2 separate regions of the Mus musculus genome follow, and region 2 is linked to region 1. A link is a loop called in an ENCODE intact Hi-C map of the cell type or tissue named here. Cell type or tissue: left cerebral cortex. All regions are shown on one strand. Each heading gives the region's core, and the rest is flanking DNA. Links, peaks and the distances in the headings are about the cores only. Region 1 overlaps Fryl (FRY like transcription coactivator). Region 2 overlaps Slain2 (SLAIN motif family, member 2).

Region 1 (15,764 bases), core at 3,271-11,270:
AGCAGTGGTTTTCAGACTTTCTGATACTGCAACCCTTTAATTCAGTTCCTCATGTTTAGTGACCTCAACCATAAAATTATTTCTATTGCTACTTCATAACTGTTGCTTTGCTACTATTGTGACTCATAAATACCTGGTATGCAAGATATCTAATATGTGACCCCCAAAGTGGTCATAACTCACAGATTGAGAATCGCTGCCTCAAAGGGAAATATACAGCAATTATACATTTTAAAATCCTTTGTATGTAAGTCAAGTTTTCTGCAATTTAAAATTTACCACATTCTGACAGTCTTGGGAAAAGCAGCATTCTATGCAGACATGGCACTTGCCTGCTAGGAATAGGTTCTGCTCCTCCTTACCTTTGGCAGTGCCTAGAGTCATTTTTGTCCTCATTGTATAGTTGGCAAAGTAACTAGGGTGTTACTAAATACTATTCACTACCTAGGAAGGACATCCCTCTTTACAGTAAACTACCTGTTCCCAACTGTCAGCATGTCCGAGGGTGAGACCTAAGACATCCTGGTCCCCAGGATCCCTTCCCTGGAGATCAGAACAAAGATCTCTCCCCAGTGCAAACACAGTGCAATCACTGTACATAATTAAACTGTGCTCTGCAGGGCACTGGTGGTAACATGATTAGCGTCTGGCTACAAGTCTCCGAGTTGTACACAGGCACCCATGGTCTCCCGTGTCTTCTCAGAAGGAATACACTTGGAGCGTCATCTCAGCGAGGTGGCCCTGCAGACGGCCCTTTCGTGTTCTTCCCGACACTATGCTGGGCGATCCTTCCAGATTTTCAGGGCACTGAAGCAGCCCCTGTCTGCAGACACACTCTCCGATGTCCTCTCCCGGCTGGTGGAGACTGTAGGGGACCCCGGAGAGGATGCACAGGTAAGGTGCTTTACTCCCTCCTTTTGGGCAGTTATCAGCTGCTCCTAGGAGTGAAGGATTCACCCTCTGCAGCCAGATCCACACAACAGCTAGTTAATTACTGATGTCAGTCAGCAGCAGGCCTAGCAGTAGGAAGCAGAGTGAAGCCTCCTGCGGACTCTTTAAGAACCTATTTAGATCCTAATTTACGCCTATTAGAAAAAGCTTTTTCAACACATACATCTGCACCCTACCTAGATCTCACTCCATTGTCACAGAGGTAGGAGTGTTAGAATGTTACATTTCAATGGGAAGAGAGACAGAGTTTCATTTTTAAAGATAAGTAAGGTATGACACTGGAGAACTCTTTTGTTTGTTCAGCTGGCCCAGTGGGTTGTTTGATTTTTGACATTGGATCTTCAGTGACAAACCAGACAAGGTCTTGGCTTTCTGGAAATTGTAGAAAGAAGGGTTTAATCTACCAGCAACAGCCCACACAGTCTTACTTAATAGTAAATGCCATGAAGTACCAAGGTATTGATTTTAAGAGCCATGGAGAAGGGAGATCCAACCCACACACAATTACCTAAGTGATGATCTCTAAGGAGAGGCTGAAGGGAGCCAGGTCCTGTGAATATCTAGGTTGAGAACATCTCAGAGAGAAAACCAGGAGTCAGAAGCACAAAGGCCCTGTGGCACGAACAATAAGTCTTTGAAAAACTAGCAAACACTGAGAGGCAGGGGCCAGACATAACCAGTTCAGAAGGCAGAAGCCCGTATAGACTCGACATCTCACTTAGTGGAAGCCTCTCCAAGGTTTTGAGAAGAGAAAAGAAAGTATATGTGATATGATTGGCTTTATTATTTTGGAGGAGGGGTGGCCTCTCGGAGCTGTCTAGGTGGCCTCCTTTGCAGGAGTTGAGGGGCCAGGTAGAGTTGGAGAGGTCTAACAGGAGGCTGTTGAAAGAGTCCAGGCTGAAGTTGTACGTTCCACTCAAAGAGACTGACTACAGGAGGTGTGGGGAGAGAAGTTAGGGTTAGGGTATATTTTAAAAGGATAATTTCAAGACTTGATGACAGGATTCAGTATGCATATAGAGATAGTAACAACGATAGTGCCAAAGACTTGTGGCCTGAGCAATTTGTGGCAATTACGATGCCATTAAAATCAGCCCACGCCATTAGCCTGAGGAGCGCTCACCAATCAGCAAAGTCATGTTGCTTAGAAGGTTAATTATTGTGTAACACAAATGTGAGGTTGAGTCTATTTTTAAATCTCCCCTGGAAGTCCATTGCCATTTAAAAAAAAAATGACAACTACAACAACAACAAAAAACCCAGAACGTAATTAATGACAGGCTGTCCTTTGCCCCTAGGGATTTGTGATTGAACTGCTTCTCACCTTGGAATCTGCAATTGATACCTTGGCTGAAACCATGAAGCACTATGACCTGCTGTCTGCCCTCTCTCAGTAAGAACTTACAACCAGGCAACCCTGAATGCTGGGCTCACCTCCCAGCCCCACCCCCAGCATCTAAACGTGACTGTGGTGGCAGTGGGCGTGTCTAACATCAGTAGTGTGGGTAAACATCCCAAGAGTTCAGATAGTGCAAGATGGAGGCCTGCCTGCAGGACCCGGGAAGCCCTGGGTTTGATCCCTACCACCGAATAAACGTGGTGCAGTGGCTCCTGGCTGTGATTCCATCACTTGGAAGTTGGGAAGAGGTGGGTCAGAAAAGGAAGGTCAGCCTCGGCTGCATAGAGTGCTCAAGACCAGCCTGGAATACAAAAGGCCCCATCTAAAAGAAAAGACGGGGGAGGGAGAAGTCAGATGGGCTTAAGAGATGGCTCACCATCAACTCAGGTGGGAACTGAATTCAGTCTCCCATACCACAGCCTCCCCACAACTCCAGCCCCAAAAGGTCTGACACCCTCTTCTGCCATTCGAAGACATCCACAGAAACATGTGCATTATATGTGTGTGTGTGTGTGTGTGTGTGTGTGTGTGTGTGTGTGTGTGTGTGTGTATGTTAAACATGGAAAATGCTTACAAGTGAGAACCACCCTCGGGGAGGACTTTGCAGAACGTTCTAGAGCTGATCTTGGCAGTGCTCTCTCTTCCAGTTCCTAATTGAGGACCTTTTTACAGTCTAAGGAGGATCCACCAGCAAGCCCCATTGCTGTCACTCACAGCAGGGTGCAGTTACTCCCCGGGTGGTCCCTCAGGACACCTGCCTTTACCACAGTGCCACTTTCCCCAGAGCCACTCACTTCTCACTTGCTCTGCCTTGTGGCTCTCAAGCAGCTAGTCCCTGAAGTCCCTGTCAAAAGTCACCTCCTCCCTAAGCATTTCCGACTTCTCTTGCTAATTAATTTATCTTTGGGATTCCTAATTTTCCTTTATATTTTACTGATAACTATTAAAAGGGTACTTACTTTCCTTCATAGGTTTTATCTACTGCCCTATCTTTTTGCACACTTTTGGGACATATATAAAAGTAATTAATTTTAATCAGTTGGACATGCAGAAGAGGTAACAAGTCTGCATGCTTGGGTCGCATGGAGAGAATGTGGGATTGGGAGCAGGAGAGATGTAAGCATTGTCTAGTCCGACAGCCATGCTACAGACAGGGTCTGCTTTACAGGTAACTTGTATACTCTACCCGGGGCTGAGCTACTACTCCAGTAGTAAAAACCTCTTCTGAGCTCACAAGACACAGCCCTGGCAGAAGAAATCTTGTTGCACTTTTTGTTTTTATGTTGAGGCAAAACTGAAATCTCAGGAAACAAAGTCAGATAAAAAAGTTACCTTTTCAGACTTTAAGAATAAATTTAATGTAGCAAAATGGACTTCTTTTCCTGTCTTTCTTTCTTTTGTTCTATCATCTATCTTTCTACCTACTTATCCATCTATCCATCCTTATCTTTTTTTTTTAAAAGAACTTCCCTATTCACAAAGAATGCCTTAAAATCCTATAGCACAGGTATTTTTTTTTAAAGGTTTATTTATATAAGTACACTGTAGCTGTCTTCAGACACACCAGAAGAGGGCATCAGGTCCCATTACAGATGGCTGTGAGCCACCATGTGGTTACTGGGAATTGAACTCGGGGGACCTCTGAAAGAGTGGTCAGTGCTCGTAACTACTGAGCCATCTCCCCAGCCCCCTCCATCTCTTTTCTTTCTTTGGTTTTTTAGATCCTCATACCACGATCCTGTCATGGGAAACAAGTATGCAGCTAACAGGAAAAGCACTGGCCAGCTCAATCTAAGCACAAGTCCCATTAACAGCAGCGGCCATTTGGGATGCAACGGGGACACAAGAAGTAACTCTTTGAGGTTAAGTCTAGTTGGTGACCGCAGAGGTGACCGGCGGCGGAGTAACACACTGGACATAACGGATGGACGGATAAACCACGGTGGTAGCTTGGCGAGGACTCGAAGCCTTTCCTCGCTGAGAGAGAAAGGTGTGTACGACACGCAGCCCCCGACGGAGCCGAGCAACCTGATGGCCACCATCTTTTGGATAGCAACATCTCTGTTAGAATCCGACTATGAATATGAATACCTCCTGGCTCTCAGGCTTCTGAGCAAACTGCTCACCCACTTGCCTCTGGATAAGTCAGAGAGCCGGGAGAAGATCGAGAACGTACAGAGCAAGTTGAAATGGAGTAACTTCCCCGGCCTTCAGCAGCTCTTCCTTAAGGGCTTTACCTCAGTGTCTACCCAAGAGATGACCGTGCACCTCCTCAGTCAGCTCATTTCCGTCTCCAAACACACACTGGTGGATCCGTCCCAGGTGTCAGGTGATGTTGAGAGTCTGTTACTATCCTTACCTTTTCAGGGTGTGCCCTGGGGGGTTGGAGATTGAACCTAGTTTCCTGCCAATGCTAAGCAGACATACAGCCATTGAGCTCCATCCTCGGCCTAGAAATTGCTAATTTCTGCATCATCATCATCATAATAAATATCAACAACAACAACAACAACTTTTCATGTTAGATGAATTATCTGGTAAAAATTTATAGGATCAGATACCACATAAAACTGAATTTCTGTAGACCATTTAAACCTGCCTTTTAGCTTTCTAAATATTGTGCAATAAAGTTGGTTCTTGTTTGCTTTTTCCCCCCCACCGTAGGCTTTCCTCTTAACATCCTCTGCTTACTGCCTCACCTAATCCAGCATTTTGACAGCCCAACTCAGTTTTGCAAAGAGACAGCTAGCCGGATAGCAAAGGTAAGCAAATGCGAAAGGCCCGGTCCCTGCGGGCAGGCGCTGTCCTGCCCGGCAGGTCCTCTCTTCCGGAACTTTGCCTCTAATGTTTATTCTGTCCATCACAAGGAGCTACAGCAAAGCCAGTGAATAAAAATATCAAATTACAGTGACCCTCCTGAGTCTTGAGTCTTTTTCTGCTCCTTTTCCTACTTTTCTTCTCTACGACTCTGTCTGTCTGTCTTTCATTCATTTATTTACTGGCAAAGCCAGACCAGGCCCTGGGCTGCCATCCTCACGGGCCATGGAGCGGGGACACAGGCATGGAAGCAGAAGCCAGCCTAGAGTCCGGTGAGGCTCCAGGCAGTGGGAACAGAGCCTCTAGGTCACAGACAGCAGAGGTCTCTAGAGGAGGGCCTGTCTAGGCTTGGACTGATGATCAAACAGGAACCACCAAAGTGAAATTCCTGAGTGAGAAGCTACGAGGGGACCAGGAACTGAAGTTTGCTGGGCAGAGGAAATTGCATGTGCAGAAAGCTGGGGGGATGCTCATCTGTTAAGAGAGCCCTTGCTGCTCTTGCCAAAGACCTGAGCTCACTTCCCAGCCCCCACACACTTATAGCATGTGCACATGCACACAGACCTGAGCTCACTTCCCAGCCCCCACACACTTATAGCATGTGCACATGCACACAGACCTGAGCTCACTTCCCAGCCCCCACACACTTATAGCATGTGCACATGCACACAGACCTGAGCTCACTTCCCAGCCCCCACACACATATAGCATGCGTACACGCACACAAATTAAATAGAAGTATTAAAGGAGAAAACTACCTGTGCAGAGTCCCCCAAAAGACAAGCCATAGTATATCTTGAGTTTCTTAAAATCCTTTCTACTTTTTTCTTTTTAACCCTTTCTTTTGTCTTTTCTCTCTGCCCCCTTATTTTTCCTTCCCACCGCACAGTTCCGAAAGCAGTAGTATAGCTATTTTTATATCATCTGTTAAGGTGTTGGAAACGTATGTCTCCTAATGTCATAAAGTATGATTGACATTTTATACTTTTAATAATTTCCTGTCTGAATAGCTTTTTAAAGATGAGATTCCTATTTATACATGTATGAATCTGTGTGCGTCAGCCGTTGTTCCTTGGAGGGAGAAGTTTTCAAACTTCAAACATACAATTACAAATAAAAGGTAGCTACGTTTAAAAAGAATACACAGCCCGCAGTGAACGACGCGACTCGATCGGGGAGGAGGCAGTGAAGGACAGCTGCAAACTAGAACCCCAGGAGGGAAAGCCGGAAAGTTCCCAGAGAGGAATAAGTAAACTGCCTTTTCTTATAATCAGTGATTCAGTTCAGGAGCAGCACAGGAAGGGAAGAGGCCAGCAGCAGGTACAGCCCAGTGAAGGGAACGTCCTGTTGTCAGGTACGACGCCATTGAGTGCAGAGCCATAGAGAGCGCTACGCAGCAACAAAACACGTCAGCAGGAAGGGAGAGCCTTAGCGTTACCCTGCCAGATAATACAGAGGACGAGAAAATACAGAGAGCTGGTCAGGGTGGCACGAGCCTGTGGAAGAAGGATCATCTCAAGTGAAGGGTGCCCCGGTATCCCCAGGGGGTTATAGGACAGCCAAGGGGTGGAGTGAGACCCTGCCTTTAAAAACAAATCAGAAAAGATAAAAGGTGTATTAAAGTATGGCATTGAGTCTCTCCCTACTTGAATTTCTAAATTTATTACAATTTATTAACTATGAAGAGATTCTTAAACAGCCAATTGTAGATCACTTAGCTTGTCATGGTTAACAGAACCATATCCTAATTTCTTAAACATGGTAAACCAGCAGGGTGGCTCACGGCTGTGACCTCAGTGCTCTAGAGGCTGAGAAGGAATTTTGTCGTGAGTTTGAGGCCAGCTGGGTTACATGGTACGTTCCAAGCCAGCCTTGGCTACAGAATGAGAAAAAAGAAAAAAATAAAATCTAAAATCCTGAGCTGGCAGGATGGCTCAGTGGGAGAAGGCACTTGCCTCCGACCTGCACAACCTAAGTTCGATCCCTACATGGGTAAAAGGAGAGAACCAACTCCTGCAAGGTGTCCTTTGACCTCCACACACTCACACAGTAAATAAAGAAATGGAGTGAAATAGAGAAGTGTATATGGTAGTAGAAAAAGATGGCACAAGGATTCTTATTCTTGATTTCTCTTAATAAGTTCAATAGAACGTTAAGAATTTGACAGAAAACTGATGGTTTGAAATGAAAGGATATTTTGGAAAATATCTGCCTAAAATATGTAGCATTTTCACTGACGAGGATTTAAGATGATATAAAATTTTTTAAAAATGGCTTTCACTTTAATATTCCAATTATGCATCGTTAGGAAAATACAAACAAGGTCTCTCCCCACCCCCCCGCTGAGGAGCTTGAAAGAAGACATGAGGGGAAACTATATATTGGCTTAATTGGAGTTTTTAAGGGAACAAAAAGCTCAAATAGGAAAACAGAAGCATCTAAGGTGCAGCCGGAACAGTAGCCAACCCACTGAGAAGCCCAGCCCGGCCTGAAGGATGTCACAGCCCCTGAAGATAGAGCTGCTGGTGTCCTGACCTCATCAGGACACAGGAAGTCCCCTGTGATTTATCATTTTTTTTCTTCTAAGAATCCAAATTAGGCTTTCTGTGATTGCTAAATTGTTTTGAAGTGGGCTTTCTCCTGCACTGTAGCACCGGATGGCTCCCTCTGTGTGTGCTTTTAGAAACCTGCGGGCTGTGGGTTAAATTGATTTCCTCAATTTATTCTCTCACTTGGAACTGTTGAGAGTAATTTTCTGCTATTATGTGCTTCCTCATTATGCAAATATCCCTGGATCTCTGTTTGCGCCCACGGAGAGCTCAGCAGCTCACTTGGGCCAGGCAACGAACGCGCTTTCATTATGGCAGGAACCTTGCCAAAAAGTTTGTTACAGACATTTATTCTTTTTTTAAGTCACTGGATTGTATTTTAACCTGATGTTTCTAAGTGTCAAAATTTATTCTTAAGACATTTTCTTTTTTATATTGCCCAGGAGTCCTCTCCCATTTCAAAGATAAATGTTTAACATTTATTGTTGAGGAAAAAGTACCCTTTCGTAAGAACTTAGTTTGTACAGCCAGAGGTGATGGCATACACCTGTAATCCCAGTGAGTTCAAGGCTGGCCTGGGCTACATAACAGGGCTCAAAAACAAACAAAAATCTCCAAAGACCGTTTTATCGTTCAAGAAAGTTTTCTAGCAAGGATATAAACAGTCATTGTGAAGTTATAAGATTATATGACTTTTAAATAGTTCATTAGGTTAGTCTTGGTTGAAATAGAAATGAGAAACCAAGGTTCCCCTCCCCCCATCTTCTCATGGTTGGCTTTATGGATAATGGATTAGATAGTTGAAAATCATTATTAAATGATTTCGGGTACTGCATTGGCATTTTCTGCAGTCATACATGCATGCCTTTATATCTCCAGCATGGATAATGGCAGAGAGATGGACTTAAGGCCCTTCAAGTCTATCAGTTGTCCTCTGAACTATTAGATTAGTTAAATAAATAGTTAAATATGTGTATATTTCAGAGGCAACATTTCTCTTTACTAAATGCTGTAGGCAGTTGTGGAAACGGATATAACACATTAGGAGTAAATGGAAGAACACTCTTGAAAAATGAAAAGAAGAAAACTGAAATAGACAGTATGACAAGGCTGGTCTTCATGATACATACACATGTACATGCATGCATATATACATACATATATGTTTGTACATACATATATACAGACATGTAGCACATACATACATTCATACACACATATATACACATATATATACACATACACATATATGCATATATATACACGTATATATGTATATATATATACATGTGTGTGTATATGTGTGTGTGTATGTATGTGTATGTGTGTGTATATATATATATGTGTGTGTATATATATGTGTGTGTGTGTGTGTATATATATATATATATATATATATATGCGAAGGCCCTTTTCCAGTTCTAGTTTGTTATAGCATCTCCAGAAGAGGCTAAAAGACATCTTCACTAGTCACCCAGGGAATAAAGGAACTAAGAATATGAATTTAATCAGTAACCCCCCCTCCCCTTGCAAAGGCCATTCCCCATTCCATAGCTCTGTGTCAACCTGCTCCTGGAAAGTTTGGCTTCCACCAGGACTGGCCAAGGAACTCGGCACTTAGATAATTTCCTGAGGAGCAGTCAGATGGCCGGTGTGCAGGTTGCTACCAGTGGGCATACCACAGCTCCAGTGTGGTCCTGTGACTGTCACACAGGTTGGGACTGTCAGCAGTAACTAGTCCATGAGATGCCCTGACACAGCAGCCCTGAAGCAGCCTGAGAATCTCAGGTAGAGCCTGCCTGCTTTTAGGCTCTTGGGCACCAGAGCGCTTTGGGATTCGACAAGACAGACGGAAAGTCAAGAGTAGGGCTTATGTACCCATAGACGGCCGTTCACCAGAGACCATGTTATAGACTGTAAACACCATCCAGTGTAAAACCCAGACAAGTGCTGGCACATCAGTCCTCTTTCTGGTCTTCCGTCGTGGTGGCTCTCACCCTTCCTAATGCTGCACCCCTTTAGTACTGTTCCTCACGTTGTGGTGACCGCTGCCCCCCGCCCCCCAACCATGAAATTATTTTCATGGCTACTTCACGAGTGCAGTTTTGTTACTCTTGTGAATCATAATGTCTGTATTTCCGAGATAAGGGCTGAGAACCACTGTTCTGTCGGCATTCTCTTAGCAGTGCCTTGGTCTTTCCCTTTCCCATTTTAACTTTTCTGGCTTTAAAAAAAAAAAAAAAGGCCCTGGAATTTTAATGTGCATTTCAAATGATAAATTTTAAATGAATGCGTTTAGCCTAATGCAGGTTTAAGTTGTGGACAACTGGAATAAGCGCGTGTGTTCTCCAGGTCTGTGCGGAAGAGAAGTGCCCGACGCTGGTGAACCTGGCTCACATGATGAGTTTGTACAGCACACATACCTACTCCAGAGACTGTTCCAACTGGATCAACGTGGTGTGCCGGTACCTGCACGACTCTTTCTCAGAGGCGACCTTCAGTCTTGTGACTTACCTGGCAGAGGTGAATTTAGGCGGTTTTGGACCTCTCGGTGGTGACATTGTCAAGTGGCTGTTGAGAGGGGCAGTGCTGTGGTCCTAACTTGTCTTCGAGTTGCACTGGATTAGAGAGCACATCAGAGAGGACAGAGCAGGGAAGATACAAATGCTGCTTTTCAAGTGCAAAAGAGGTTTTTTTTTTTTTTTTTTAATTGGATGGTTTTTTTTCCCAATTCTAGTATCTAGAATCATTGCCTTAGTCGACATGGAAGTAAATGTCTATGTTAGGATTTACTGCTGTAATAAAACACCTTGGCCAGAAGCAACTTAGGGAAGGTTTATTTTAGGTTACAATTCCACATCACAGTCCATAATTGAGGCAGTCAGGGTAGGAGCTCAAACAGGGTGGGGACCTGGAGCAGGAGCTACTATAGAGGCCACAGAGGGGTGTTGTGTACTCTTGCTCAGCCTGCCTTCTTATAGACCCCAGGACCCAAGGCTGTTGTCTCGCCCCCCCCCCCCACACACACACACACACAATGGGATGGCCCACATCAGTCTCTAATTAAAAAAAAAAAAAATGTCCCACAGGCTTTCCTACAGACCAATCTGATGGAGGCATTTTTCTCTACTGCTGTCCTCTCTTCCCAAATTACTTTAGCCTGTGTCAAATTGATATTACAAACTAGCCAGCACAGTAATTAATGGCAACCTTTATTACGGGAATTATGGGAACGTTGTGGGTGGTGTTTTTCCTGGAGAAGAGGCACAATTTTTATTTCTTCAAAATTTATAAATACTTGGAACCTGGCCTGAGACCTGCAATCATAACCGTCAAGAAACTGGGGCTGGAGGTTTGGGAGGGTAGCCTGGGCTACACAGTGGGTTCCAGGAAGGAAGAGAGGGAGGGAGGGAGGGAGGAAGGAAGGAAGGAAAGGAGGAAAGGAAAGGAAAGGAAAGGAGAGGAGAGGAGAGGAGGAAAGGAAAGGAAAGGAAAGGAAAGGAAAGGAAAGGAAAGGAAAGGAAAGGAGGAAAGGAAAGAAAGGAAAGGAAAGAAGACAGACTCAAGAGAATCAAATCTTTTTGGAGGTTTTTTGGTTGGTTGGTTGGTTTGTTTGTAACTGAAAGGTATGTTTCTTTCTAATGGTCAGAATGTGTGAAGTGGCCATCCAGAGTCCAGGAGGCAGTTACTCATTCAGTTTTACAGGATTAAATCTTGCGCAAGATCATTTAGCTGCTACATGGCTTTGTGGATGGTAGCTTATCGTTCTTTGGTGACTGCAGCATAGCTGTTCTTTCTTTAACCTAAAATAAATAGTATCTATTTATATATTTATTATTGAAGACTGTGACTGACATGAGAACCAGTTACCCCTCCTTACAGAAGGAAAAGTAATGTAGATGCCTGGTCGTGTTCCCTGATCTCCGATCATTTGAGCAAACTGACAGGTTAAACCTACTACGTTTCTCAGCGCTGTAAGTCTGCTGCCAAGTTTTTGTTCAACCCGATGAAAGTGTGCATTTCAATGTCGTCCTCAGCTGTTAGAAAAGGGACTGTCCAGCATGCAGCAGTCGTTGCTACAGATCATCTACAGTCTGTTGAGTCACATCGACTTGTCTGCGGCCCCGGTCAAGCAGTTTAATCTGGAGATCATAAAGATCATTGGCAAATACGTACAGGTGAGTGACCTCGTGGTTCACGTGCAGCATCGCTTAACTCGAATACTCTATGAGCCTAAGAACTCTGAAGCATCTTAGATACACAAGGGCGGGGAACACCAGTGATGTTTCCAAATCATTTCTACACAGAAAACAGGCGCTATGCAAGTGGCACAGAAGCACCATCTGGGTGAGCGTGGTGGTGCAGGGCTTTGGTTAGATTTAACTCACATTTCTGCAACAGCTATAGAGGGTGTACGTATGCAAACAGCAGCAGTAGCCATCTCTGAAAATTAAGGCTGGGACTTACATTGCTCTTTGTATGACTCTCGGCGTTGGTGAGATAACTATATATTAGATAAAAACAAACTTTTAGAAACAGAAGGGTGCTTTGAAAGTCTGTACTTTAAAGTTGGCGCTTATATGTCAGGAAGTGCCAGATATTTAGAAAGCAGAAAACCAAACTTTGTTTAAATGTGAACGGTGATAAAGAAAGGCGCTCTTGTATAAATACCAAGAGAGGGACTAAAGAGATAGACGGCTCAGCTATTAAGAGTGTGTCCTGCCCCCACCCCAGGCAGCTTACAACTGCTGTCTGTCCAGAGCCAGAGGATCCAGTTCCTCAGCCTGGACTCTGAGCATTTGCAGGCATGTGCACATGCACACACACCACATAACTAAAATATATTAGTAATTAAGTATCCAAAGAACAGATTCTCTGAGAACCTTCACGGATGGCTGTTTTGCATTTCACCCCACCAACATATGCAGTCACTGCAGTAGAATTTTAAAAGGGAAATACTGAGCTCAACCGTTTTGTAGCCTAACCCCAATCGGAAATGAATCAAATTGTATGAAAATGTTTCTGAATCCTTAGGCTCCATGGCAGAGGTGTTTTTAAAAAGCTTTTCCCATATAATCTTTTTAATATATATAGTTTAATGAATATGAGGGGCTGGAGAAATAGCTCAGTGTTTATGAGCCCTGGCTGCTCTTCCCGAAGACCCAGGTTGGAGTCTCAGCATCCTCCTAGTAGCTCAGGACCATCGGTGGCTCCAGCTCTAGGGGATCTGCTGCCCTCTTCTGGCCTCCTCAGGCAGGGCACACATGAGTTGCAGAGCCATACATGCGGTCAAAAATTACCCATATACATTAAAATAAAAAGAGAAAAATCATTATGAATTCTTTGCTAGATAATGATTCTTCGGCACAGACACTCTGCCGTGTCTGTTACTCGTAAATTATGTTGGAGGAATATATAAAACTAAGAAAAGCTCCCTCTGAGGGGCAGCAGTGCCTGAGAGTGGTCATCCCATGTTGGGGCCCAGGTAATTAAGAAACAAAGTCCAGGGGCTAAGAGATGGATCCCCAGTTAAGAGCACATGTTGCTTGTTCTTAGGACCCCAGTTTGAGTCCCACCTACATGGCAGCTCACCGCTGTCTATAACTCCAGTTCCGGGGAACCTAACACCCTCTTTTGGTTTCTGTGGATGCTCCACCAATGTGATGTAGAGACATGTGCAGGCAAAGCCTCCATACACATGAGATAAAATAATAAAAACTTTTTTTAAAAGTCAGAATGTGTTTTAGTATTTAATAATACATCTAAAACAAGTATATTTAAAAACCTTTTATCATCTATTTAATATTCAACCTTGAAGCGAAAACGTCACCTCAAAAGTCCAAATGTATGGGATTCCTTGTCTTTAACAGCCAGGACTCTGCACAAGACTTTGCCAATTAATGATTTATAAAGGACTCCCTGAGAGGAAAACAAGGTCCTCCAATGGGGGGCATCATTGGATCTATCGAGTGTGATAATCTAACCCTACTGGTAATAACTGAGATTTTCCTGTGTTTTATAACTCAGAAGACCTTCTGTTAAAAGATCTGGCAGGAAAAATGAATAGTTTTATAGCCATCTCACAGCAACGCCGTTCTCACAGTCGGTGGTGTACGCTGGGGGTTTTATTCCTCTCCATGCACACTCATAACGCTTGAGTTGATTCCTTCTGAATCCAGAGCCCGTACTGGAAGGAAGCCCTCAACATCCTGAAGCTGGTGGTGTCTCGCTCTGCAAGTCTTGTCGTCCCCAATGACATCCCCAAGGCCTACGGAGTGGACGTAGGCTCTCCCGAAATCTCCTTCGCTAAAATTTTCAATAACGTCTCGAAGGAGCTGCCCGGCAAGACCTTAGATTTTCACTTTGACATCTCTGAGGTAAGACGCCCCACCATCGAGACAGTTCTGTTAGGAGCTCTCATCACCTCGATTCTTCTCTCAGACTGAAGTTAGTGGAACTTGTACTTAGCACTGGGTACCGCGATGGGTGCTGTGAAACTGGTTAGAAAGGGGAGGTGAAAGCTGGCTCTGAGGAGGACACGTACATTGTCCTGAGGAAGCAGGCAGGTGAGGCCTGACTGGCATGGGAATAAGATAGAAATGCTCTGGGAATAAACCGTGTAGTCCTAGAGATGTGTTTCAGAAGGGAGGTACCATCTAGCTGAGTGTTATAAAGTATCCCTAGGGAAGCAGACATTCCAGTTTGGGGTGCCTTGGTTAGGGTCTCTGTTGCTGTCATAAAATATGATGACCTACATCAACTTGGGGAGGAGAGGGCTGATTTTATCTTACAGTTTGTAGTCCACCATCCAGGGAAGGCAGCACCAGAACCCAAAGGCAGGAGCTGATGCAGAGGCCATGGAGGAACAGTTACTGACTTGCCCCACTCGTGGCTTGCTCAACCGGCTCTCCTGGTTATATGTAGAAAAACAACATGAAAGATCATGTTAACATTTAACGTCTGAAAGTTCCTCTGGTGTGGAACTTTCAGGCTTGAATCAGGGCTGGCATTTGTTTCTGTACAGACACCTATCATTGGGAACAAGTATGGAGGCCAACACAGTGCCGCGGGAAGGAATGGGAAGGCAAAGGTGATCGCAGTCACCAGGAGCACGTCCTCCACCTCCTCTGGCTCCACATCCAACGCCCTAGTTCCTGTCAGCTGGAAAAGGCCACAGTTATCACAGGTATGCAGCAAGCATCGCCACGGGGCAGAAGGATCGAGTCTGTGGTCATGCAAGCACCCTAGAACCGTCTTACTTTACGCAGTACTAACCCTGGATTTTCCTTTCTGTCAGCGGAGAACGAGAGAGAAGCTGATGAGCGTGCTTTCCCTCTGTGGCCCCGAATCTGGCCTCCCCAAGAATCCCTCCGTGAGTACTGAGGGACATGCAGGTGAAGGGCACCAGCGCCCTTGTGTCTTGGTGCTTGCCTTTTCTAAGTGAGTCCTGGCAATAACCAGGAATAAAAAGGAGACGGTCCTGCCTGTTGCCAAAGTTGGCAGTGATGCTGATCCGGTGGTGAACTAGCGAGGCACAGAGACTAAGTGGAAATCCCAGATGGGTTGAAGGGTGAGGCCGACAGGGCTCTGGGGGGGCTGGTGCCTTGGATGCAGGCTGACAAAGATGGTGGGCAAACTGTTTTGTTTTGTTTTTCTTTTGGGGGGGCACCAGGTTGTGTTTTCTTCAAATGAGGATTTGGAAGTCGGGGACCAACAGACCAGCTTGATCTCCACCACCGAGGACATAATTCAAGAAGAAGAAGTTGCCGTCGAAGACAACAGCAGTGAGCAGCAGTTTGGCGTCTTCAAGGACTTCGACTTCTTGGATGTTGAATTGGAGGATGCAGAGGTAAGAATATGGGCTTCCTCAATGTGTCACGGTTGAGCCATGCCATCTTCCAGTGTAGAGATTAGTATAAAATCTAGAAAGGTACACTAAATATGATTGCCATAATTTAGTCAGTAGCAGAAGGAACCTAAATAAAAGAGGAGTCCGTTCTATCTTTACAAAGCAAAAAAAAAAAAAAAAAAAAAAAAAAACAAGAAAC
Region 2 (15,764 bases), core at 2,719-10,718, 79 kb after region 1:
GGTCCTTACCACTCTTGAAAATCCTCTGCTGGGATGTCTCTCTGCTTCTCTGATTGGTCACTTAGAACTTCATAATTCAAGCATGGCCAGGAGGTGACACTTGTGACTTTGATCGGGCCTGTCATGACTCATGGATTCTATCCTTATGGCTGGCTCTAGTTGGCAGTGACAGAGCCAGTTAGAGTCTGAGACGATACAAATGCTCTTAAATGGGCCGATTTTCCGAGCAGCTGCCATTAGGAAGGATTTTGTTAAGAATCATGACTGCCATCTTAAGTGAATTACTATGCGGGTCCCTGGAATTTAGTAACCTTTGTTGTGATTCCGTTTGGAAGTTTGCCAAGAAGACCGAGTCTCAACACATCTGACTATATCTGTACTTTCAAGGGTTAATCATTTACCAGTTTAGCTAAATTGAGTCATGATATGCTAATTAGCTCTTCGGAAATAATTACATTGTTTTGAAGTCTTAAATTGGAGACTATGTCAAATGTCTCCTGGACGCTTTCCTTGAAGTGTTAAGAGAATTACAAAATCATGAAACATTCTGCCACTTAGTGAATGCCTGCAGGACATGGTGATTTCTTTTTAAATGAAGGCATTTAAAAAAGGCAGAATCAGAAGTTGTTAGGTACATGAATTATATATATATATACATATACATATGTATATGTATAAGTATATGTATAAGTATATGTATATGTATATGTATATGTATAAGTATATGTATATGTATATGTATATGTATATGTATATGTGTATATGTGTATATGTGTATATGTGTATATGTGTATATGTGTATATGTGTATATATGTATATATGTATATGTGTATATATGTATATATGTATATATGTATATGTATATGATGTATATAGGCCAGTGTTTGAGTTGAAGGGAGACCTATATAGTCAAAAACAACCCAGTTGCTTTGGAGTATAGTCTCAGTTTCTCGCAAGGCAAACACTGCTTGGCCAGGCCCATGGCCCCCTGCACCCCAGTCTCAATGGTTTAAGAGCATAGGAGCTTTAATCACCCACAGGAAGCCCGCTGTTCCAGAGCAGTTTGTGGAATTGGCTCCCACTCTCCAGCCCCGCTCCCTTCTTAGCTATCAGACTCTCAGGATGTGGAAGGGACAGCACAGGGAAGACCACCCAGACCACTATTGTCTTGTGGTGGCAGGCCATTCCTTACCAAGGATTCTATTGGCTGAATGTGACAATCTCGATGGCTGCTGGGATCACCAGCTTCACTTTTTGTTGTTGTTGTGGTGGTGGTGATGATTTTGGTTTTTATGTTTGTTTGTTTTTGGTTTTTTGTTTTTGGTGGTGGTGGTGGTAGTGGTTCTGGTGTGTGTGTGTGTTTGTATGTGTACATGTATGCGTGTATGTCTGTTTATGTGTGTTTATGTGCATATATATCTGTATGTATGTATATCTGTATGTCTGTGTTTGTGTGTGTGTATGTGTGTGTATGTGTGTGTGTGTATGTGTGTGTGCGTGTATGTGTGTGTATGTGTGTGTCTGTGTGTGTGTATGTGTGTGTGTGTGTATGTGTGTGTGTGTGTGTGTGTGTGTGTGTGTGTGTGTGTGTGTGTGTGTATGTGTGCTGGGCATTGAACTCAGGGCCTTACACATGTACTCAGATGTATTTAGCTATGAAAGGTCCAAGCAACATAAATAAGAATGATATTCTCTTTCTTGAACTCAGATTGGCTGTGTCACTTGTTTCTCCGTTATGTCTTCAGCACCCCTCATCAGTGAAGGAAGGTATGGGTACTTCTTTCATTTGTAGCAGATTGGGGCTCTCTGACATAGGGCGTGTCACCCCTGAGCCTGCTCTTTGTAGGCAGACTATGGGCCTTGCTTGTCTCCTTTGCCTCAGAAGACTGGGAAGCTCAGGACAAGCATTCAGCCCCAACCGACCTCCGTGGCACACGGGGGGCTCTCCACGTTCATCTTTCTCCATGATTGGTTCAGACTCCGCATCCCTATCCCAAACTGGCATGGCATACCCCAGGGTCTTTTCAGTTCTTCTTCATTGCTTCCCATCTGATTTGGGGTGTGTTTTATTGAGTAGTTTTCACTTCACAGAAAAGGTTGATCTTGAAAACCATCTTGCACACCATTAATAAAAACCAACACGTTTATATGAAATGTTATAACGTACAAACCCTCTTCCTACTTGCAGTGCCCCGGTCCACCAGCCCTGGAACGGAAGATCTCAGCCCTACATGTTAGGTCTGGATTTCATCATCAGCTCTGCCAGTAGTCAAGACATTTTCTCAGACTGGCTCCCAGATGCCCTAGCCTCTGCCATCACCATACGAAAATCCAATTGTGAGCTCGGCAGTGAGCCTGTTCTGGCTGGAAGTTGCCACTGGACCAGGGCTGCTTTTCTGGGAGCTTCATCCAGAGGGGTGCGTGGCATTTGCAGAGGAAGATGAAAGGGGGTGGTGGAGGGCAAAGAGGGGACCTGGATGGAGGGTCTGCTCACAACAGGCGATGATGCCCACGATAGCCTTGGGGGGGCCCTCCGTGGCAGCAGTTGGACCTGGTTTGTGAGTCTCAGGTGTAATTAGGAGCTGAAATTTTATGACAGCAGTTTGCCATTTCTTTGAGGGAAGAATAAGTTGTGGAGAAGCAGGTGGGGCTGGTTAGAAGAGCAGAGCTCGGGCCTGCACGCATCTTAGGAGCATCACACAGTGGAGTTTCTGAACCAGAGGGCCAAGCTGGGTCTGAATAGCTCTGATGAGAGTCAGGATTTGCTGGGCCAGAAATACTCACTTCTTTTAACTCTCCTGCCACTTCTCTCAGTGGCTAATCACACCCCTGCCACTTCTCTCATTGGCTAATCACACACCCTTTCTCTTACCTACCCTCTCTGGCTGTAGATCTAGAAATGGCATGGTTTCCAGTAACTAATGCATGCTAGCGCCATCTTCTTTGAGAAGAGTCCCAAATTTGCTTGGGAACCAAAGAGAGCTGTAGGACAGTTAACAGCTTCCTTATGATTTTACCTCTGTTTGTAAGAAAGGTTTCCTTTAATCAAATGACTCTGCCCATTTCGCATCACTCACAACCCATTTCTTATCCTTGTACAGAGAGATTATACCATGAACAGGCCTTTAAGTACCAAATACAAGCAAATTTCCTAAATTCATATTCCTGATATGGCCCAGGCTCTTGGTTACAACTTGGCCTAGGCCTTGGCAGGTCTTAGAATTTCAGCCCGGTGTCTTTATTCCAAAGCATCTTGTTCTATGAGTGCTCAGTCACTCATTGGTTCACTAGTTGGCGGGTGCTTTCCCGTAGCACCACAGAAGAATTATGAGCGGGGCACACAGGGACCTTGGCTCTACAACTGTTACTGTCTGGAAGAACATTTCCAGAATGGAACAGCACAAATTCAAAAGGCCCATGGAGAGTTGCCCAAGAGGCATCGTGCCTTCCCATATGGAATGCCAAAGCACTTGGGACAAAGTATTGTTTTCTTGGGGCAGGAGAGATGACTCAGTGGTACTTCTTGTGGTGATGGGTTCAAATCCCAGCAACCACATGGTGATGGGTTCAAATCCCAGCAACCACATGGTGATGGGTTCAAATCCCAGCAACCACATGGTGATGGGTTCAAATCCCAGCAACCACATGGTGATGGGTTCAAATCCCAGCAACCACATGGTGGCTCACAACCATCTGCAATGGGATCCGATGCGCTCTTCTGACTTGTATTAAGACAGAGCTGGGGTCCAAGTCCAGAGGCTGGGATGCCAGTCTGAAGCCTGGTGTTTGAGTGTGAAGACAGGCAGTTACAGGCTTTCCCCTTTCGCAGGGAGTTTGGTCTAGCTCTATTCTAGCTCTGTTCTGGTCTTGAACTGAGGGCTTGAGGCCAATCCAGAACGGGGAGGACAATGTGTTTTACTGTCTGTCCCATGGTAACTGTACCCAAAACGCTTTCATAGAAACGTCCAGAACACTGTTTGACTTCCTATCTGGCACTTACACCCCATAGGAGCTGACCCATGACAGCCCCCAAACGCTTCCCTCCCCTCCCCACCCCCCCACCCCCACCCCGAATGTTTCCTACAGCTTTTGGAATTTTCAGTAAACAATTAGGCGACTAAGAGACAGATGCAGGGGAAGGTGCTGGCTGCCAAGTGTGAAGACCTGAGCTCCATCTCCAGGACCCACACGGAGGAAGGAGAGGACTGACTGCAGGAAGCTTTCTTGTCATCTCTGCTCACGCTGCCTCAGGACTAGCTATATGATCCTGTGCAAGCTCCTTAATCTTCTCCTGCCTCAGTTTCCTCACAACTGAAGTGAGGGGTTGGGTGGGGGATAACAGCTGCTTTTGCTCGGATGAAGCTGAGCAGATGGGATGAGAGTCGAGCTGAGCTGACCCCTGCTGCCTTAACTGACGCAAATCTCGGTGCTTTACACCCACAGAGGTGCTATCTGTCCTTGTGGGCTGACTGACAGTAGGTTCCACAGTGTCCTCATTCAAGCCCAGGAGAGAGAAAGAGAGACTCCATCGCCTGTGATGGTCGTTTCTGTGGGGGGAAGGGGAAACTGAGGCATCACGCAAGAGCTCTTAATGACTTTTTGTCCCGAATTTCACTTCTGCTCGTCTGCGCATTGGCTAGGGATAGTGAAGCAATCCCACCTTCCTCCTGGAGGCAAGAGAACCGGGATTCTGGCAGTCCTTCTGGTGAGCACCACAGACCCTGATCCCTCAACTCTACAAGCAAATTCTACAAGCAACTCTACAAGCGAATCGTCTACAGCTCTGCGTTTGGAGAAGAGCCACACAAAAGAGGAGGAAGTGGATTCTTGTAGAGGGAATAGGAGAAGACTGGGGGAGGGGAAAGGGTAGGTATGCCTAGGAAGAGTGGGGCTTAGATCCTGGGACTGAGATAATGAGCGATATTTATGAGTCAGGGGTTCTGAGAGTGAGAGAGCGGTGCCACTTTTCAGTGCCCTTTAATTTTGTTTTATTCTGTTGGCCCACCAGGCTAAAGATAGATGGCCCACTCGTGGGGCAACAAAGCCGAAAGGGGCTTCCTGGACCGTTGCTGGAAATATGCAAATATGCACCCCAACTCTGCCGGGAAATCCTCTCTCTGCTTCGTCTGTGGATTGGGATCCAAACATCAAACTGCTTTTATTATAAGCTGTATAGCTCAGTAATAGCACTAACACTTGCCTGGCAGGCACAAGCCCACAGTTTGATCTGCAAGATCATGTCTAAATATATGTCCACTGTTCAACTGTATGCTTCTTTATGGACCACTTAGTGGACTTCTTAGAGTGTTGTTCATGGCTTCAGAAGAAATTAAACACAAGCTAGCTTCTACTCTTAGTTATAAAATGTTTTGCTTTGCCAGGCACGGTGTCATGCACTTTCAATTCCAGCACTTGGGAGGCACAGGCAGGGGGATGCATGCCTGTGCGCCACATGTGTGCCAGCAGAGACCAGAACAGTCTGGACTGGAGTTACAGTTGAGAGCTGCCATGTAGGTGCTGGGAATTGAACCTGGGTCCTAAGGAGCAGCAGTCAGTGCTCTTAACTGTTGAGCCAGCTCTTCAGGCACAATTTTTTGATTTGGTTGTTGTTTGTTTGTTTGTTTTAGAGAAAAGGTTTCTCTGCATTCTGGAACTCACTTTTTTTTTTTTTTTAAACCAAACCAAGCTGGTTTTGAACTCACAGAGATCTGCCTGACGCCTCCCTGGGTGCTGGGATTAGAGACATGTGCCACCTCTGCCTGGCTGTTGGTCATTTTTACTAGCTAAATTTCATTTTTATAATATTGAATTTGCTTCTCCTGTTCCAAGATTCTGACCAAAGCACCACACTTAATCATCGTGTAGCCTCACTTTGTTCTGATTAATATGAAAATATCACATTGACTCATTTGTGAGGACAACCAAGTGAATCTGAATTCAAAGCAAGCCCAGAGACTGGAAACTTAACATTCCAAGAGCAAGCAAGATTGCCCCCTAGTGTCCAATGTAGATAACAGCATCCTAAACAGCTCACTGAAGAATGAAGGAGACAATTGGATATTTTGTATAAAAATGTCAAAATGGGGCCCAGCATGGTGCTACACACTTTTAATTCCAGCCCTTGGGAAGTACAAGCTGGAAGACCTCAGTGAGTTCGAGGCCAGATTTATCTACACAGCAAGCTCTAGGATAACCAGGACTAAAGAGATCCTGTCTCAAAAAAAAAAAAAAAAATTAAATTAAAATAATAAAAAATAGAGTGGCAAAATGGATTTGTAACAGATTCCTTCGCCCATAATCCTTTTAAAGACAATATTTATATAATAAGCACACCGAGGGCTACCTAAGGAAGAGTAAACTCTCCTGTCTCTTATTTTCTCCAACCTAGTGGAAGGAAGCATAGGTATTAGAGAAATCCCTTCAGTGTCTGGAACACATCAGGCTGTAAGTGTATACTCGATGCAACTGAGCATCAGGACCAGAAACAAGTGAGACCACCTGGCAGTGAGTTCTTCTCTCCCTTAGTTAAAGGGGTAAAAGGCAGGGGGGCTGGCACGCTGTTGAGTGGATGTTCTCATTGGCAAGCTCCCAGGCTCCCGGGGCAGAGAGGCCCCGACTTAGAGACCATGACTCTAAGGGTTTGGGCTTTATTTGGTTTTAGGGAGTCCTACCCGGAGAGTCCCTTCCTCCACACTTCTACTGGTATAAAGTTGTCTGTGTGCCCTTTCTAGAACAGGGGCTGGGTCTGTTTCAGAAACTGTTGGTTGGCTGGGGTAAGAGTGGGGTGCCCTAACCCTTCTGCAATGACAGATCTCTCTCTCTCTCTCTCTCTCTCTCTCTCTCACACACACACACACACACACACACACACACACACACACACACACACACAATACACACACACACACACACACACACACAGAGGCAAAGGGAAATGGGCTTAATTTCAGTAAAATACAAATTTACTGCTGGAGAATTACTATCACTGGGGCAGAAAACACAGACAACACCCACTTCTCCCATCCTGGGGTTCACAGCCTCGCATGATTTCTGAAATGGGGCGAGAGCACAGGTGGTAGAGAGAGACCTCGTGATCATTTCAGCACACCTGGGCATCTATTCATTATACTCTACTGAAGAGCAATTCGAACACCATTGTAACCCTAATCCCCCGCGCTGTGAAATCTAATAGTCCCGGGCTACCAGTGTTGGGGTGTGGATGTCTTTAGAAGGCCACAAAATTCTGCTTCTCGTGTTCTCCCTCAATACAAGAATTTAGTATTACTTATTTTCTTAATCACTTTTAATTTCCCTCAAATTCTGCCTTTATACTTTCATTTTTGTGCAATTTGAAGTCTTTTCTGGTTTGGCTATTGATCCCTAGGCTGGTGTTTTAAATTTTCCAGATATTTGTTCTTTTCAGGTACTTTCCCATAGTTGACGTCTGCTTTCATTTCTTACAGCCAGAGAACATACACTGTATGGTTTCAATACTTCTAACTGCATCCTTTTCTGCCCCAGCATGTGACCTTTGGTGAAAAGCCCACTTGCTTTGATGTTAACAGTGACTGCCTTCAAGACTGTTAATTTTAGCAAATGGATTGTGTTTGAGAGTATCGTACATCCTCAGGTAATTGTATGTCAAGTAATTTTAGATTAAATGCTGGGCATTTTCAATACTAGACTACATATTAAGATAATCCAGCATTGTTTTATTTATATCAATCTGGACAGGTTCAGACCTAAAGTTCTGGACCATTTGCTGCAGGTCTGCCCAGCAGGGCTTAGAAAACTGGATCTGTCTCTCCTGTGACCATTCAGTAAACTACGCCTTGGCACAAATTGAACCTGTTTCCAAAATCTGCAGGGCTCTCTCAGGTCTGATATACATATTTGTAGTTTAGAAGGGGAGCCTGAAGCTTGTGTTAATTAGAAACAAGAAAAAGAGTTTGGTGTGGCAGTGCACATCTTTAATCCCAGGACCTGGGAGGCAGAGGCAAGTGGGTCTGAGTTTGAGACCACTCTGGTCTACACAGAATTCTAGGCCAGCCAGGAGACACTTTCTCAAAACATTAATAAAAAAATCAAAACAAAAAAGGGGGATTTGTTCCCCATCTCTGGGCTTCCCTCTTGTCTCACAAAGGCACCCCCCTCCTCTGGACAGAAATATCATATTTCCTTTGGAATTGACACCACATCATGGCTATTGCATAACTCTGGCCATTCTCAAGAGAGGGAACTAATGGAAACCGGCCCCTTCCCGCTTCCCTGTCCTGGAGAGAGGGGCTCCCATCCACTGCAGCTGGACTGGTGGCACTACTTGCCTTCAAGGCTTCTGTGGAGGGCTTTCCCACATCCTCCATGAGAGAAAACTCCTGACTCACCAGCTTCATAGTAGCAAAGACATGGCTGGAGCAGGTGTGAGTGCCGACCTTGATCTCAGGATGAGGAGAAAAGGGCAGAAATGGAAATCCCTCCACTGTGGACTGACTCCCTTCTCCAATCGGCTCTTACTTACCCTGTGTTGCTATTTGCCTTGTGTTCAGCAAATTTCACTCAGTGGGGTTTTGGTAGTCTGGTAGAAATCCAAAGTGCCACTATTTTTCAGAGCCCTCAATTGGAAGCAACTGCCTTTATTGGAAAGGGCAGACGAATGCACTTACACGACGACATGTAAAAGCTGTGAGAACGAGCAAGCCACGGTGGGTGGCTGGTGAACCTTGTTAAGTGGTTGAATGTGAAAGAGTTTTGGCCTTCAATCAAGGAGAAAATACAAATGGCTTCCCTGTGGCTCAAAACTCTATTATCAGCGTCAGGTGTAAGGACAGCTTCAACTTGGGGGATGGGAACGAGCGCTGTCAGACTTTCTGGGTGCTGGGGCCTCTCATCTGCAAGGGGTTAGCGAGAATTCTTACCGATCACTGGCTACCTTCACCTTTCTGAAGATATTTTAGGCATCCATTTAAGAGCTGTTTGAAAAATGAGCCCCTTTGGTTGCTGATGACAGAACCCGAGTAGAAACGGCCCACGTTCTGAGGAAGTGCAGAAGACTGCCAAGGGGAGCGGTGCTGTCCTCGTGGGCACCACAGGGGACCTAGGATGGTTGCCTTACATTGTATGCACGCTGCATTTGTGCTGCAGATCTATTTTGTGTTTGCTCCTGAACTGGCTCATACGAGTGTGCCGCATGTGTGCTCTGGCAGAGGAAAAGGTTGCCTGCTCCACCTTTATGGTTTGAATGGGTTTTTAATGTGAATTTAACTCAAATCCAATTACTCCACTAGTGAGGTACCTTAGAATTCGGGGGGATGCTAACTTTGGTACTGTTGGATGCAGGACAGAGAATTCTGTGTTCCAGCAGCCCTCCTGGTTACTTTAAAGTTGAACTCAGACTCTCTTAACTCTCTGATGACATCTGTTCTCTCTTGTAGAAGTCTTTTTGGCTCATGAGTTGGGGAAGATGGCTCAAAGTGCTTGACCCATAAGCATGAAGATCTGATCTGGATCTCCTGTAAACAGCTGCAGCACAGGCTCGTAACCCAAGCACTGGGGAGGCAGAGACAGGAAGATCCCTGGGATCGGCTGGCCACCTGGTGTAGCTTAGTCAGCAAGCTCCATATTCAGTGAGAGACCTCGCCTCGAAAGCTAAGGTGAAGGGGGAAGATGAAAGACAGACAGACAGACAGACACATGTTCTGTTGTAGAACTGCCACTGCATTCAATACTGTCAGCCCATGGCTTGGAGCCTGGGTCTGGTTAAATCAAGATTCAATAAGCAGCCAGGAAAATGAACATTACATAAACACCTGTATATTGTTTCTGGAAGCACATCTGTCTCACCAGAAGTCTACGCAACTTAGAACAGTTTTCAATGATTCCGGAGCCCAGAAAGTTAACTGGCAAGCACGACTGATGTCAGTGTCAGACAGAAAACAGCCTCAGACTTCCAAGGCCGAATTGAATACCAGCGTAACTGATTTGCCTTTCTGACTCACCCTAGTCTTCTAATTTCTGAATTGTAGAACTGTAGGCAATCATTTGTCATAATTATCGCTTTCTGTTTATTTCTTAAAGCAACAGGTATATATTAAATATTAATATTTAAATAGTAAAAATTTTTATTGTAATCCACTTATTATTGGATCACAATTTATTCATAATTGGCAGTTATAAATATTGAGAACTTGCGTTTTGATGCCTGTTAATAATTTAAGACAATATTTAATATTTTTACAATTTTCTTGTGGTAAGAATATTCAAAATACCTTTAGTTATTTTGAGATGTACATTACTGCTGATTATAAAATTCCTTCATGTGCAGAACTGAATTTAGGCCCCCTTAGCTATAGTTTGATAAACGTTGACCAATCTTTCCTAAGGTGATCTAAAGTATATGAGAATTGGCTTGAATTCATGTGTAGTTCACAGTCTTAGTAAGTTGTAGTAAATCTGGCTGCTGTCTTACTTAGCCCGCCTGTACGTCTGCTCAGGACTATTTTAAACTGCAGTCAGAGTGCTCCTTAAACTGTGCAGTCATCGCTAACACTGATCAGGTTGGCCCCAAACTCCTACTTCTCCTGCTTTAGTACTAGGATGGCGGATTTGCTACGTCAGACGGCTTCCAAATGAACATTAATACAGCAAGTGTTTCAGTGGAGATATACATGGCTTAGACACACTTCTCATTCATAACTGACCAAAGTATACTGACAATTATTATTCAAGTTGTTCTTTAAGTCTTCAGCTGTCTTGAGAGAAGAACTCCAATGTACGGTATCATTTTGTGTGTCATCATCAGTAAGATGCAGGTGTGAGCATCTCATCGCCTATGGAACAAGCAGAGCACATTGACAAGCACAGGTCTCAGTCGTTCCAAACATAAAAGAGCCGCACGATCACCTAAAAGCAGCATGTGGCTTAAGAATGCATGGAAGGGGGCGGAGAGATGGCTCAGCGGTTAAGGTCCTGAGTTCAAATCCCCAAAACCACATGGTAGCTCACAACCATCTGTAATGGGATTCAATGCCCTCTTCTGGTGTGTCTGAAGACAGCCACAGTATACTCATGAAAATAAAATAAATAAATCTAAAATAGATAAATAAATAAAGAATGCATGGAGGTTCCCTGTTGGAAACCTTTAGGTAATACCTCCTGTTTTATAGACTTTCTAGCTACATAGCAATTCAGAGCAGATGAAAAACCTCCAAGAACAAACCAACCATCAAGTTAACTGTGATGGCTCCAAATGACTCAACTATGAAAGGAGGAGAGTGACTGTAGTGACCCAGCCCAGCTGCGGGTCAGGATCTGAAGGGCAGCGAGACTTGGGTCTGTGTGTGCTTTAAAAAACCAACTGAGAAAGTTACGAAGACCAACTGTAGGTAATGGGGCTGGGGGAGAGAAGAAATCTTGCCATATCCAGAAATTAATAAAACACTTGGAAGATAAATATAGATTTAATAATAAACATTATGGTCAGGCTGTTTATTAAGGAGGCAACCACATATTACAAGTTCAGCTATAGAAATGTTTGCAAATCAAACTTCATGTGATCTAAAAGGACCATGCATCATACTGTCAAAACCGGACACCTGTACAGTGAGTTACGTCAATCTGAACATACATAGTCTAGATCATCCTAGAGGTATACAAACATCTGGGCCACATATGTATTTAATCTTCTTTGCTTTCAAAAAAATTTTTTATATCTATATATAAAAGTGATGTTCTGAGATAATTTAAAAAAGTATCTGACATTTATGAATGGTCCCCAGTTTTACAAAATGTGATTTCCAGGGTATGAAAACTGAGAAAAGTCAACTCTTCAGAGAGTTTTATACAAACAAGTTTTGTAGAAAAATGATTCAGCAAATGCTTGAGTTAAGAATATTTATATTTTTCCAATTCTTTACACTTTTATTAACACACTTACAAAAAATAACATCCAAACACTGAGAAAATTAAATAACTTTGGAAGCAGAGGTCATAGCTTCTGCTGACATACAAGTGACAATTCTGGGCTGTTGGCACAAAATAATCAACATTTATAACCCTACTACTATATATCAAACATAAGTTAAAATCATAGGCACTAGTTCATCAAATCCACATTTCTTCTGTACTACTAACCACAGTAAATCCTTAGATTTTCCCAAACAGAAAAACCGGCAATACACAAAGGCTTTCTAGTAAGAAGGCAATTTTTCTCTTTAGGAAACTAAAAGCCAATAATCTGTGGTAGTACAGCAGCAGCTGAAATAATATCACCAAACTCAGATCCAAAATACATTTTTAAACAAGTGATGAAATAGTTTAATTAAAAAAAAATAGATATTTTTTCTGATACAGCCATTTAAAAACAATGTTAAATAACCTGAATATTCCTTTTGAAACTGATTATCTAACTTAAAAAATGTAATAGATGGTTCATTAAAGTTCTTTTAAATTATTAGATTGCAGCATTTATTATTTCTTTTCAACTGTTACACTGAACAGAGACCTGCTTGCTGTGTGCACATGTGACTCTACAGAGACAGCGGCTACTCCTTTGTCATTTATGAGACACACCGCACCAAAGTATACGTTCCATCTTTCTTGGAAAAACAACAGTTTTTTAGTTCATCATTATGGATAACCGTGAGCCCCTCCTTTCCCTCTCATCCCTTCCAATGCAAGGACACAAGGTCTTTCACTCTACACTCTAGTTCCGGCACTGGCACTGGCGCTGTTTGTGCTAGCGAGCTCTATGTCTCCCTGCTGCTGGTCCAGCGTCAGCAGTGGCAGACTGGGTCTCTGTTATTAACTCATGCTTTCCTGAGCGGGAAACTTTCCTTCCCTTTCTCTCTGCATTTCTACTTGCACCTTACAGAACACCTCTACTTACAGGAAATGAGTTCAAATCCCCACCTTTATGTGACCCAACTGCCAATATTTAAAACTGTCTAGATTAAGTATTTAAAAAACAGACCTCATTATAAAAAATGAGAAGTCAGCTAGAGTTATAGTTTGCTAATAATCCGATAGAAATAAACCAGCTGATTTCAAGGGGTATATACACACATATGCCATTAGAAAGCAAGTACTCAGCAAAGTAGAGTCGGATGACTTGTTACAAACCATGAAAACGCTGATGTAAGGCAGAATCTAAGTTAAAGGGGACAGTATTTTAAAAAGATACTTCATACAGTAATTCAGTTTAAAGTGGATCGACTCCCACATAATAGAGCATTCTGCCGATCACGAGCAACAATACAACTGTCATCACCAGAGATTTTATAGTTCAGTGCATAGATTTCCCCTCCTCCTGTGACATGGTTTTATTCCAGGTTGTAAGTGCTGAGGTGTTATTTTGTCAAGAACAAAGACACATCATATCATAGAAACCTGGGAATGGAAACGAGATCTTTTAGTTGTGTGACAGAAACAGCATGTGAGTAAGGTGGCTTCAACAGCAAAGGCCGTCTTTCCTGAGCCAGGAACTAGACAGTTAGAAAGACTGTAACTGACAGTGAGCCCTTCTGGCAATCAAAAACAAGTACACACAAGTCTGTGATGTTGATGCAAGGTGTGGGCGTGCCCTGTGACACCAGTTGGACATGGCTACGTGTGAGCTATGTTTAAAACATAAGATAGTTTTCCCAATGAGCCTGCAAAAGTACTGTATAAAACTTCCCTAAACATAGGTAGAAGCATGTTTGAAGTCTTTAGCTCAGGCCCTTCTTTCCTCTCTCCCAATCTTTATAATTTACTGTATCCTGAAGGACTAATAAAACAATTTAATTAGTCAGAATATTAGTTCTTGTTAACACAATATTTATTGATACTATTTGTACAGTAAAGTAGGTTGAACGTGAGGTTTTGGATAGCCTAGGTTCACCATCTTCCCATGTACTCTCTTTACAAATGGGCATTTCTCTTTGGCATCCAGTAGGTATTTGCCCAGATATTGGCCTCTGTCAAATAATAAAATGAACCGTGTTTCTAGTGAACAAGCTAAGGAGCCCATGGAGAGTGACTGCATGATTACCAAATACATCTGATGTCACGTGGCTTTAAAGTGCTGCTTCCTCGTCTCCGTCAGTTGTGCTATTAAGACAGAGAGGCTGGGAGTTTGCAAACCCCAAGAGTCTCATCTGAAGAGTCTGCATATAAAAGTTGGTTTCAGTTTGGTGACGGTGTCCATGAAGCTGTGGACATCTGTGTCCTCATCTCTGCTGGTCAGTAACAGCCGTCTTTCCAACTGTCATCTTTCATGCTACCATAACTTTTAGGAGCTGGCAATGATCTGAAATGAAAGAATTTTATGACTTTTTATGTCTGTACAGAATGCTACCATACGATTTGTTACATGTCTTCAGTATTTTTCAGGTGGCACAGTGTCCCACCAGGGTATTCAGGGAACCACTAAGCTCTAAACAACTATTGAACAACCTTTACTTGCTTGGCAACTTTAAAACTTTTGAATGTTACTACAGACAAGCTGAGTCCTCGAACCTGTTTTTGTTAATATGCCTGTGGAATTAACACAAGAGGAAAGAAAAGTCCTAACACACAAATAGCCGATCTCCTGTTGTATGGTGAGAGGACGAATGGGACAGAGTGACTCAGAGTTCCCGCCACAGACTGGCAGGCAGTGTGGGGCACTGGATAAGGAAAGCGTTTGATGTCAGACAAATTGTAACTGACACTCTTACTAGTTGTATGTCCGCAGGGAATTACTAAACTTCACACAGTCCTGTAAAAAGTAGAGTACTTATTGCTGTGACAGTTAGACATGGTGAGAAGCACACAGCGCACAAAGCCACCGTGTTCTCCTACCGAGCCTGGAAATGTGAAATGTCTGTATGAAGATGACGTATGTAGAGGCATACACAGTGTAAATACAAGATTGGAACTTTTAAAAGAAAGTTTAGCTATAGCTGACGTCTAACTTAGCAACAGTGCTAAGCCTTTTCCTGAAGGGCCGAGACCATGTGGGTATGCTCATAACCTTCTTGGGATCAGAAGCATTCCAAGATTAAACAACAAAATGGGGCTCAGAATCTCTGGGGTAGAAGGTGGATCTGTACATTTATGGAAAACTTGGAGACAATTCTGAGGTGCACTGGTTTAAACAGGGAGCACAGCAAGTACTTTCTTAACCGCCCTGTGCTTACATTATCTTTATTGTTGTTCTTAACCTATCACAACCAAAACAAGTGACTAACCATTCAGTCCTAGGAGCTGCCTGAGGTACTTCATCATGTTAGGCATTTGGGCATCTGCACCAAGGTTGTATAATGTCCAAATGAAGACTTTTTCAGAACAAGGAGGCAATGGACTAACATGGTGGGACCCACTAGACCCTCCACACTGACAACTGGATGCAGACAGGACTGACTGCAGGTTGCTCCTTTTCATAGACTTGTCGTGCCGAGTACAACATTTACACTTACCTTCGAACAGGCTGTACAAGCTTGCTGCGAGGCACTGGGATGCCCCCCGCAGAAGGGGCGCTTGGCCGGGGCAGGCCACTCCTCATTGCAGTTGTCCCTGCAGGTCTGGTTAGAGTGGCACTGTTGATATTGCTGGAAGGGTTTGCTGGGGCTGAGTTCTGCACCACAGGAGGCCCAGGTGAGGAGGTGGTTTGTGTGAACTGGGTAGTTTCTTGGCTACCAGAACCAGAGCCATGGTTACTAAACGCTTTCACTGGTTGCCGAAGAGCCAATGGAGACGGTGCTGCAGGGGAGCGGAATTTGCCTGGAGAAGGTACTGTATGCGGAAC

The links. A loop is a pair of places that touch in the nucleus more often than their neighbours do. Peaks named below come from ENCODE experiments on the same cell type or tissue, not always from the same donor. Only the 100,000 strongest peaks of a DNase experiment are listed, where the experiment ranks them.
Region 2: a loop joins it to region 1, with 2.7 times the contacts of the local background. A loop is called at or near these places in 20 of 42 quality-filtered maps.

What each region holds. Positions count from the first base shown.
Region 1 is chr5:73,053,854-73,069,617 of GRCm38, reverse strand. Fryl (FRY like transcription coactivator) reads left to right here. Exons shown (of 63, transcript NM_028194.2): 44 at 704-894; 45 at 2,250-2,344; 46 at 4,072-4,679; 47 at 5,015-5,112; 48 at 10,069-10,239; 49 at 11,754-11,894; 50 at 13,896-14,093; 51 at 14,741-14,902; 52 at 15,014-15,088; 53 at 15,389-15,565. Among named protein-coding and RNA genes, the nearest start is that of Slc10a4, 55 kb to the right of the region's middle. In left cerebral cortex, for the core only: no CTCF peak of the experiment used is centred there; a DNase peak (open chromatin) is centred at 7,972.
Region 2 is chr5:72,974,518-72,990,281 of GRCm38, reverse strand. It overlaps Slain2 (SLAIN motif family, member 2), which reads right to left. Exons shown (of 8, transcript NM_001113423.2): 7 at 15,436-15,751; 8 at 11,441-14,285. The coding sequence ends at 14,219. Among named protein-coding and RNA genes, the nearest start is that of Slc10a4, 25 kb to the left of the region's middle. In left cerebral cortex, for the core only: a CTCF peak has its summit at 5,998 (motif pointing left); a DNase peak (open chromatin) is centred at 5,988.